Linked DNA regions of Homo sapiens: region 2 is linked to region 1. Evidence: read pairs that join two places in POLR2A ChIA-PET (ENCODE). Cell type or tissue: PC-3. All regions are shown on one strand. Each heading gives the region's core, and the rest is flanking DNA. Links, peaks and the distances in the headings are about the cores only.

Evidence for each region. ChIA-PET counts read pairs that join two places held together with the same protein. Peaks named below come from ENCODE experiments on the same cell type or tissue, not always from the same donor. Only the 100,000 strongest peaks of a DNase experiment are listed, where the experiment ranks them.
Region 2: POLR2A ChIA-PET joins it to region 1 with 9 read pairs; 1 of 35 experiments calls an interaction of 5 or more read pairs at or near these places.

Annotation. Positions count from the first base shown.
Region 1 is chr18:26,618,405-26,623,571 of GRCh38, forward strand. It overlaps a transcript of KCTD1 not described here. Among named protein-coding and RNA genes, the nearest start is that of MIR8057, 29 kb to the left of the region's middle. In PC-3, for the core only: a CTCF peak has its summit at 3,211 (motif pointing right); a DNase peak (open chromatin) is centred at 3,207; H3K4me3 peaks cover 686 bases.
Region 2 is chr18:26,314,541-26,319,707 of GRCh38, forward strand. TAF4B (TATA-box binding protein associated factor 4b) reads left to right here. Exons shown (of 15, transcript NM_005640.3): 10 at 689-858. Among named protein-coding and RNA genes, the nearest start is that of TAF4B, 91 kb to the left of the region's middle. In PC-3, for the core only: no CTCF peak of the experiment used is centred there; a DNase peak (open chromatin) is centred at 3,011.

The sequences.
Region 1 (5,167 bases), core at 881-4,880:
CTTTGCTTCAGGAACTAGGTGCATTCCACCTACCACCTACCTACTCTGTCCTCAGAGAACCGCAAATCAAGGACTCAAGAAAACACATTCTCAGAATAAACGATGCCTCTCTCTTCATCTTTCTCAGACACCCAGATCCTGTGATAAGGATAAAGGTGAACGAGGAAGGACCTTAAGGCAAGACTGTTTCAAGATTGACTCTGTGGGCCAATTTAATTTACAGTTCTGTACACGACTCGATGTGCTGCAAATCCAATTAGTTTCAACCATTTTCCAAATCAGGGTTGTTATTATTTAGAATTAAAGTAGTTGCATTTCTACTGATACTTGAAAAATTCAACTGTTTTCCAACTATTTTCAACTATTTTCCAAATCAGGGTTGTTATTATCTAGAATTAAAGTAGCTGTGTTTCTACCGATATTTGGAAAACTATGCGTAGATGAACTGCATTTATGGTTGGATGTTTCCTTTCACAAACTGCAGAAATCATCTGTCCCAGTGTTTCTGTAAGAATAAGTAGTTGGCATTTTACAGTCCTCCAGGGAAAGCCAATGTCCATTTCTCTTTGCCTATAGAGTGAGGCTCTGCCTTCCCTGGAGTCTTCGGCCTTCTCTGGAGTCTTGGATAATTATTGTCTATTTGGCAGAATTAGCATGATTGGTACTATCCTAAGTGTCTAATTTTGAGTACTAGAAAAAAAAGTTTAGCTTAGATATATGTTGTGTATAGATGCCTTTGTTGCTTAAAAACTTTAGTGTGTCTTGCTTAGCTAAGTAGATATCAAGTTTCTTCTATACAGGAGCTATAGTAGATGCCACTGGTATACCCACTCCATACTTCCTGCTACAGTGTGTCTTAAATGATGATCTCAAAGTATTGCTTATTTCCTTACTTGACTTTGTAAACAGATTTCACTTCTGGTTGTAAAAAGAATGTATGTTCACTTTTGGCAATAGAAAAGTAAAAAGAAGAAAAGGAAAAATTTCCATACTATTACTTCCCAATGAGACCACTAATAACATTTTGGTGTATGTAATTTGTTTGTTTGTGCAGGTGATATAGACGTATTGTAGGTGACACTGTGGGTTGTCTCAGAATAGCCATTTCTCTTTATTTTCATTGCTATCAGCATGTGGTTTTGTGTAGGCTTCCATAGCCACGTGTTTGGGGGATGCTGGCTGTCGACAGCTATTCAGGTCTCATTTTTCTAGGCCAATGATTGCTTAAGGCCTGGGCACTGGAATCAAGCCTGGGCAATGGGACCTGAGGAGACATCTGCCGGCAGTGCGGGCTTGTAAAATAGAAGCACGGGAAAGATGCCTCTTCTTCACTGGACATGGCCCTGTCTGCATCCTTGGACTACAAGGGGAGCCACTGCAGAGTGGAGAGATGAAGAGCTCACTTATTCTTGAGAAGCCACCAAATGCATCAGCTCCAAAATGCCGTTCTTGGGCTTCCTATTATGTGAGATGACAAGTGGCCTTCTCATTTAAATCACTTTCAACTGTGTTTCCTGTTACTTTCAGCCAAAATCATCCTAACTTATCTTGCATTCTTTCCTCAATAGTATATTGTATGCACTTACCTAGTCATACAATATTCTTCACAAGGAGACCCTGCATAATGGTAGTTGCTATTTGCTTGGGTCTCTCCTCACAGGTCTCTGAACTCCTCGAGGGCAGAGATGAGGGGTTTTTGTTTGTTTTATGGTATTTTTTCTGTCTCATAATCAGACCTTAACACAATGTCTGGCACAATGTAGACACTAAGATTCTGTGGAATGCGGGGACTGATGACTGAATTCCTTATTGTGGCTAAAAGGCCCTGGTAGAAGGTGACAAGTATTTATTGAGCATGACAGATTGTCTTCACTGTTCTCCAGGGAGCTGTCCTTATGAAATTCAAATTCACGTGTGAGTTTGCATTTGCTGAAGGTAAATCTTAAAAAAAAAAAAAAAAAAAAAAAAAAAAAAAAAAAAACTATAACAAGTTAGTCTGACACTTTTATGACAGCAATCAAAATTGCATTTTTTTTTTTTTTTTTTTTTTGAGACAGGGTCTTGTTCTGTTGCCCAGGCTGGAGTGTGGTGGTGCAATCACGGCTCACTGCATCCTCCACCTCCGGGGCTCAAGCTCTCCTCCCACGTCAGTCTCCTGAGTAGCTGGGACTAAGGCATGCAGCACCACGCCTGCCTAATTTTTGTATTTTTTGTAGAGACAGGGTTTCGCCATGTTGCCCAGGCTGGTCTCAAACTCCTGGGCTCAAGGGATCTGCCGGCCCCGGCCTCCCAAAGTGCTGGGATTACAGGTGTGAGGCACTGAGCCTGGCCTAAAATTGCAAATTTGATAGCAATTTAAAAATAAAAGGTAAGGGTGGTGGTGTAGCTTTATTCACTGCATAGCAGTCATCCTGAAACACTTGAAAAGCTTTTTTTTTTTTTTTTTGAGACAGAGTCTCCCTCTGTCGCCCAGGCTGGAGTGCCGTGGCGCGATCTCGGCTCACTGCAAACTCCGCCTCCCGGGTTCACGCCATTCTCCTGCCTCAGCCTCCCGAGTAGCTGGGACTACAGGCGCCCGCCACCACGCCCGGCTAATTTTTTTGTATTTTTAATAGAGACGGGGTTTCACCGTGTTAGCCAGGATGGTCTTGATCTCCTGACCTCGTGATCCACCCGCCTCCGCCTCCCAAAGTGCCGGGATTACAGGCGTGAGCCACCGTGCACGGCCGAAAAGAATTCTTTACAAAGCTATGCTGAAGAATTTATTTCTTTGGGGGGATTTAGGGTACATGTTTATCTTTTTACTTTTCTTTTTAAATATAAGGGTGCTACTTACTCGTTTGGATGAATGTGGTCGGGTCCTCTGATTATTGCTCCCCTAACCTCTTGTGCTTCCCATGTCACAAAATACACACTCCAGCGTCCATAGACACTGTCCATAGACTACCTGATGGTGCACGTTTCCTGCTATACGGGAAGCTCGGCACTTCCTAGTTGTTCCATAAATACCTGCTCAATGAATGATTAAAAATTGAGGCGGCGGAATTCGTCTTAGCCGTCCAAGAGCTGAGTCTGCAATCTGGACTATACGTGGAAAAACGAGACAAGCAGGGGCGACACTGGGGGAGAGGAGGGAGGGGAAGGCAGAGGAAAGAAGCAGCTCATCTTCGCCCCACCCCGAGCCGTCCTAAGGAAATGCACTAATAGGAAACTTGCACAAGGGGGCAGGGCAGAGCCGCGGTGAACGCCAACCTGTTGGCTCTTGGTCTTTGCTAATGGTATTCTTTAAATAGTATTGGTTAATACGGAGTTGGTTTGAAAATACAATTTATCTTGTTAAAAGGCACTGGAAGACCCAAACCCTTCTTTCACAGTGTCATCATGCATTCCAGAAAACACATTTTTTGTTTTGTTAAATAGGTACAAAATATGCATTTGATGGTCCTCACGTGCTTTCTGTGGCCTCTGCAGGAGAGTTAAATTGGTTCCAGAAAAGAGCCAAGAAGTTCATGGATTTCTGACAATTCACCCCCAAGGCTTGACCTCCACTTCTGCAGTGAATATGGGCTAATGAAAGGGCGCTGAACTGGAATTTTACAAAGATGGATTCTAGTCCAGGTTTTCTCTCTGATTAGCTGTGTGGCTTTAAGTCATTTAACATCTCTGGGACATATTTTTCTTATTTGCAAAACAGAGGGACTTATTAAGGGCATTTCTCAATCCAATACAACTATGGCTTGCAAACTGTCTAAATTCTCTACTAAAGATCACAGAAGTAAGAAAAAAAAAGAGGGTGAGGAGGGCTAAGAAGAACCAAGTTGTAAGAACTCACGAGAGGAGCAGAAGAGGAGGTGCAAAGGCATGGGTTGGTAAAGAGGTACCTCATTTTGAGAAAACACTGGACTAAGTTTTCTTCAAGCTCTACATTCTGAGGTTCTGCTACTTCTTATTTTGTATCTCCATTTGGATATCTACCACAGACTCAACTTGCTCCACATCAAAGTCATTTCTCCTCCCCATAAACCATCTCTTTCCCAGCGTCCATGCCTGCTGGTGGGTAGCACACTGAATGTCACCTACACCCAACCCTGGAGTCCTTGCCAGCCATTGTCTCTGTTTCCTACCATAGAGCTAAACTCTAGTGAGGGAGACAGTGAAAGGGTCAACAAATACATATGCCAATATAAACACTGATGAATTCCATAAAGAAAGGAAAGATTCTTAATCAAAAATAACGTGAATATGCATATGAGATAAAGAAAAGAGCCTAGTTTGGGTGGCAGAGGTCTCTGGGAAGATGACATTTAAGTTGAGATCTGAAGCAGGAGCCTACCAGATGGGTAGGGGTGGAGAGGGTAGAGAGGGGGTGGCGGAAGTGCATACAGAGGCTCTGGGGCTGCAGAGGGTGCGTCAGAGGAGACTGAGTGTTGAGAGGACCAGCGTGACGTGGGGGTAGTGAACAAGCCATAAAGGGGCAAGACACAGTTGAAGAGGCATACAGCATTCTTCAGGCCAACCAGGGAATGATTTTATTCTAGGAAAATGGTCAGTCATCTTTTATTTAGTCCTCTTATTCATCATCTATATGCAATCAGCCATCAAATCTGGTTAATATGTGTTGAACATCTTTTCTGTCTCTTACATTGTTTTCATTTTTAATGTCTGGTCTCGGCCTTCACCTCACGTGCAGACAATCTCTTCATTGCCTCTCCTGGCTCCAGGTCTCTTCCCTCTCCCTGACTATCCCTCCTACCCACTACCCGCCCTTAACATTTCTTCTCACTAAGTCTGCAAACTGCTGCCAACTGATGTTCCTCAATGCTTCTTTCATTCTATTATGCCATCACTCAGAATCTTCCATGGCTTCCTAATGTCTATCAAATAATGAATAAATTCCTCTTTCCTTAAGAGGTATCCCCATTTTGGCTGATATGCTTTGACTGTGTCCCCACCCAAATCTCATCTTGAATTGTAGTACCCACGATACACACGTGTCATGGGAGGGACTCAGTAGGATGTAATTGAATCATGGGGGCAGTTACCCCCATGCTGCTGTTCTCATGAAAGTGAGTTCTCATGACATCTGATGGTTTTATAAGGGAGTTTCCCCCTTTGCTTGACACTTCTCCTTTCTGCCACCATGTGAAGAAGGACATGTTTGCTTCCC
Region 2 (5,167 bases), core at 648-4,647, 300 kb before region 1:
TGCTGAGGATGTGGTTTAACGAATTCAGTTGGTATAGATGGAGCACACCAAAAGTCTGAAACAGAAAAACAAAACTAGTTTTATACCATTTGGTTTTAGAATGGCTAGTCTAGTAAGCTTCTTCCCAAGGGTCTTTATGTGGATATGGACCTTTCAGGACCAGATAATTTCTGCTGCCCTTAAGTGGAATGAATGGTAGAGTACACTGGGGACAGCTGATGGACTTTTAACCATCTTGGATGAAAAGAAAGATGTCTGTTTTCATTTCTTTGTCTTTCATTGCAGAGGATTTATGGATGACTTGGTGTAACTCCAAATGCCTCTTGGTGTTTCTTATTTGCCAGACTGAGAGAGGGAAAGTTGGGACCTAGAAGACAAAGTTACTTCTGATTCATCCTTCTGTTATTAAATATACATTGGTGGTTAGAGACACTAATTACTTTCAAAAGCTTAAAGGGAAAGGTAGCCATTCTTCACTTCTCTTGATTGGATGAATTAAGTAAAATAATGCCGTTAGTTACAAGGAGAGACCTCTAATTCTTTTGCTCTCTGAAACTCTCTCTCTCTCTCTCTCTCTCTCTCTCTCTCTCTCTCTCTCTCTCTCTGTCTCTCTCTCTCTCTCACACACACACACACACACACACACACACACAACCTAAAATGTATAACTTTTTTTTTTTTCTATTAGAGATGAGGATGACATCAATGATGTGACTTCTATGGCAGGGGTCAACCTTAATGAAGAAAATGCCTGCATCTTAGCAACAAACTCTGAATTGGTTGGCACACTCATTCAGTCATGTAAAGATGAACCATTTCTTTTTATTGGAGCTCTACAAAAGAGAATTTTAGACATTGGTAAGTGTAGAGTTATGATTATTGACCTGATAGAGATGTCTGTTTGAGGGAAAATATTATCAAAAGAGACAACCTGGGTTGGTTGTCCTGGAACTCTGAGGCTTAAATAAGATTCTAGAAATAATCAAGATTTCATGGGCATTACAGAAAGAAGTAGTTTATTTTAAAAATTATTAATATAACATGGTATTGGGTTTGGTTAATATTTTACTCATATTTCTTAATGGAGGAATAGTGGAATATATTTTTGCATGAATATATAATATACTATTTTTTTTTCTGTCCTGTTCCTTCCATAGTTGGACTTTTGGCATATATATGTACAAATGCACACTTATGTTACATGTTTGTGTTTATGAAATACAGGGACATCCAAAGAAAGTAACTCCCTTTCCCTTTTCTTAACCTTGAAGTTTAAACCCATTCTTACTTTAAAAAACTAGATTAGAGTCTTAGGGTCCTCTCTAGGCCCAGGAGTAGTTGTTAGATAGCTGCAGTGTGAAAGAAAATGTAAGAAAACACGGCCAGACACGGTGTCTCATGCCTGTAATCCTAGCACTTTCGAAGGCCAAGGTGGGCAGATCACATGAGTTCAGGAGTTTGAGACTAGCCTGGCCAACATGGTGAAACCCTGTCTGTACTAAAAATACAGAAAATTAGCCAGGTGTGGTGGGGGTGCGCCTGTAGTCTTAGCTACTCGGGAGGCTGAGGCATGAGAATCGCTTGAACCCGGGAGGCTTCTTCACCTATGTCAAATTTTTGGGGCCAGTACTAATGAGCTTCAAATATACTTAAGTAAGACCTTTATATTTTATAACGAAGGCTTGATACAAAAACGTGAAGGTTTCGATTTTTATAGACCTATGGTATATTTAAGGACTACAAAGTTCATTATTATTACAGTTTTTAGGTCTACTTCACAGGTACTCAGTAAATAAATGTTTTAGCTGCTGTATGCTATATAAATGACCAGGGTTTTCTTCTTCTTCTTCTTTTTTTTTTCCTCAAGATGGAGGGAGCCTCACTCTGTCACCCAGGCTGGAGTGCAGTGGTGCCATCTTGGCTCACTGCAGCCTCTGCCTCCCAGGTTCAAGTGATTCTCCTGCCTCAGCCTCCTGAGTAACTGGGATTATAGGCACCCACCACCACACCCAGCTAATTTTGGAATTTTTAGTAGAGACAGGGTTTTACCATGTTAGCCAGGCTTGTCTTGAGCTCTTCACCTCAGGTGATCCACCCGCCTCCCAAAGTGCTGGGATTACAGGCGTGAGCCACCGTGCCTGGCTTACATTTCTAATTTAAATCGAGAATACATTATTATGAAAAACTAGAGCTTTGAAGTCCAGAAGAGCTGATTGTAAAATGTGTTTGTTTTCTATTTGCTTGTGTTTCCCTCCCTCTCCCTGTGTTCCTTCATTCCTTTGCTTCTTCCATTTTCTTTTTTGCATATGTATTTTGTATTATACAGAAACCAGTTCCTTAATTTGGGAACAAGTCTCAGCACTAAACCTTCCTGTGATGGCTTGGGAAATCTATTGGTAGCTTAACTCCTTATTGCCATATAATTATCTAGTGCTTTGGTAAAATATAAGTAGATACTTAGTTTTATCGGTCACCCTCCCTTCCGATTTTTTTTTTTTTTTTTTTTGAGACTGAGTTTTGTTCTTGTTGCCCAGGCTGCAGTGCAGTGGCACGATCTCGGCTCACTATAACCTCCGCCTCCCGGGTTCAAGCGATTCTCCTGCCTCAACCTCCCGAGTAGCTGGGATTACAGGTGCCCACTACCATGCCCGGCTAATTTTTTGTATTTTTAGTAGAGATGGGGTTTCACCATGTTGGCCAGGCTGGTCTTGAACTCCTGACGTCAAGTCATCCACCCGCCTTGGCCTCCCGAAATGCTGGGGTTACAGTCGTGAGCCACTGTGCCCAGCCTGCTTCCAAATTCTATTTCCAGTGTGGTTTAAACCTTGATTATATGATAGAAAAATTTTTGGCATTAAAAGCATTTTTGATCACTTAGGACAGGGATAAGCAACTTTTTCCTTCAAAGGGCAGATAATATTTGCCACTTTTGTAGGTTATATGGTTTCTGTCACAATTGCTCAATTCGGCTGTCATAGTACAAAGCAGCCATAGACAATGTGTAAACAAATGGGCATGGTTATTGTCTTAGTCATCTTGGATTGCTGTAACAAAATACCATAAATTGGATGGCTTAAACAACAAATGTTTATTTCTCATAGTTCTGGAGGTTGGCCATTTGAGATCAGGGTGCCAGCACGGTCAGATTCTTGGTGAAGGCCTTCTTTCTGGTATTCAGACAGCCATCTTCTTGCTGTGTTTTCATGTGGCAGAAAGATAACTAGCTAGCTCTCTGGTCTCTTCTTAGGGCGAAGGCAGTACTTTTATGACCTAATTGTCTCCCAAAGGCCCCAACTCCAAATACCATCTCACTGGCATTAGAGCTTCAACATGAATGACTTTTGGGGAGATGCAAACATTTAGTCCATGCAACTGTATCCCCGTAAAACTTCACTTACAAAGAGTGATCAGATTTGGCTTGTTGGCCATAGTTTGGTAACCTCTAATTTAGCACAATAAGGGAACAACTATTTGCATTTTTACTTCTTTTTTAAAAAAATATTTATTTTTGGGATGTGGTCTTGCTCTGTTGCCCAGGCTGGAGTACAGTGGTGCTATCACAGCTCACTGCAGCCCTAACTTCCCAGGTTCAAGTGATCCTCCTGCCTCAACCTTTTGAAGTAGCTGGGACTACAGGTGCGCACTACTAAATCTGGCTAATTTTTGTATTTTTCTGTAGAGACAGGGTCTCACTATGTTGCCCAGGTTGATCTTGAACTCCTGGTCTTAAATCATTTTCAGTTCTTAGTGATGAAGTACAAACCTGTCGAATAATATGGAAAACTTCAAGAATTCTTACTTCTGAATTAGCTAAGCTTTTTTTTTTTTTAAAGTAGGATCATAGAGTGAATGGAGTTACATATTTCTAGGAATGCTTTCCATTTATAATAAAATTCCTTCCTTGTAGAATAGGTCAGAACCAAGGCTGTTTGTTAAAAATAGAAATTACAAATTTACCCAAAGATTTTCTTTTTGGAAAAAGGATTTTTCTACTTGAATAATGTTAACAGATAAAATGCCAGTGTTCTTTTCTTTTTTTCCTAATAACCTAAATTAAATTGCACGTTCAGTAAAATCACATAACTAGTGTGCAAGCACCAACTAGATCTTAATCAGTTTTGTTGATTTTGTTAAAAAGGGTGTTTTGTTTTAAAATGGGAATTTTTCTACAGTATTTTACTTTGTAATTTTTAAGTTGTATTTTATTACCAATTTAGTGAAGACATTACAACATTTGGTTGTTCCCTAAACCCTGGAATTGTTTAATCTCAGCACTTATTTCCAATATTTAAAAGATATGTGTGTTTTTATGTTGGATGAATTACCTCTGTTTTATGAATACATATGAAATTATTTTCAGAAGTTCTTCTTCAAACACTAAGGTGCCTTGCACCTGTAATCCCAGCACTTTGGGAGGCTGAGGCAGGAGGATTGCTTGAGCCCAGAAGCTAGAGACCAGCCTGGGCAACATAGTGAGACCCAATCTCTACAAAAATTTAAAAAAGTAGTTGGGCCTGTTGGCTCATGCCTGTACTTCTAGCTACTCAGCAGGCTGAGGTGGGAGGATTGTTTGAGCCTGGCAGGTCGAAGTTGCAGTGGGCTATGATTGCTCCACTGCATTCCAGCCTGGGTGACAGAGTGAGACCCTGTCTCAAAAATAATAATAATAGGCCAGGAGCGGTGGCTTACACCTGTAATCCCAGCACTTTGGGAAGCTGAGGCGGGCAGATCACTTGAGGTCAGGAGTTTGAGACTAGCCTGGCCAACATGGTGAAACGCCATCTCTACTAAAAATACAAAAAAAAATCAGCCAGGTGTGGTGGCGCTTGCCTATAAGTAATCCCAGCTACTTGGGAGGCTGAGGCAGGAATGTTGCTTGAACCTGGGAGGCAAAGGTTGCAGTGAGTGGAGATTGCACCACTGCACTCCAGCCTGGGTGACAGAGCAAGACTCCATCTCAAGAAAATAAAAATAAAAATAAGAAATAAAATTGTACTTTTTCTTTTATAGAAGGCCCCACTATTTGTTTATGCTGAGGGTTTTAGTTTAATTTTTATTTTTTTTTTGAGATGCAGTTTTGCTCATGTTACCCAGGCTGGAGCGCAATGGTGCGATCTCAGCGCACTGCAATTTCCGCCTCCCAGGTACAAGTGATTCTCCTGTCTCA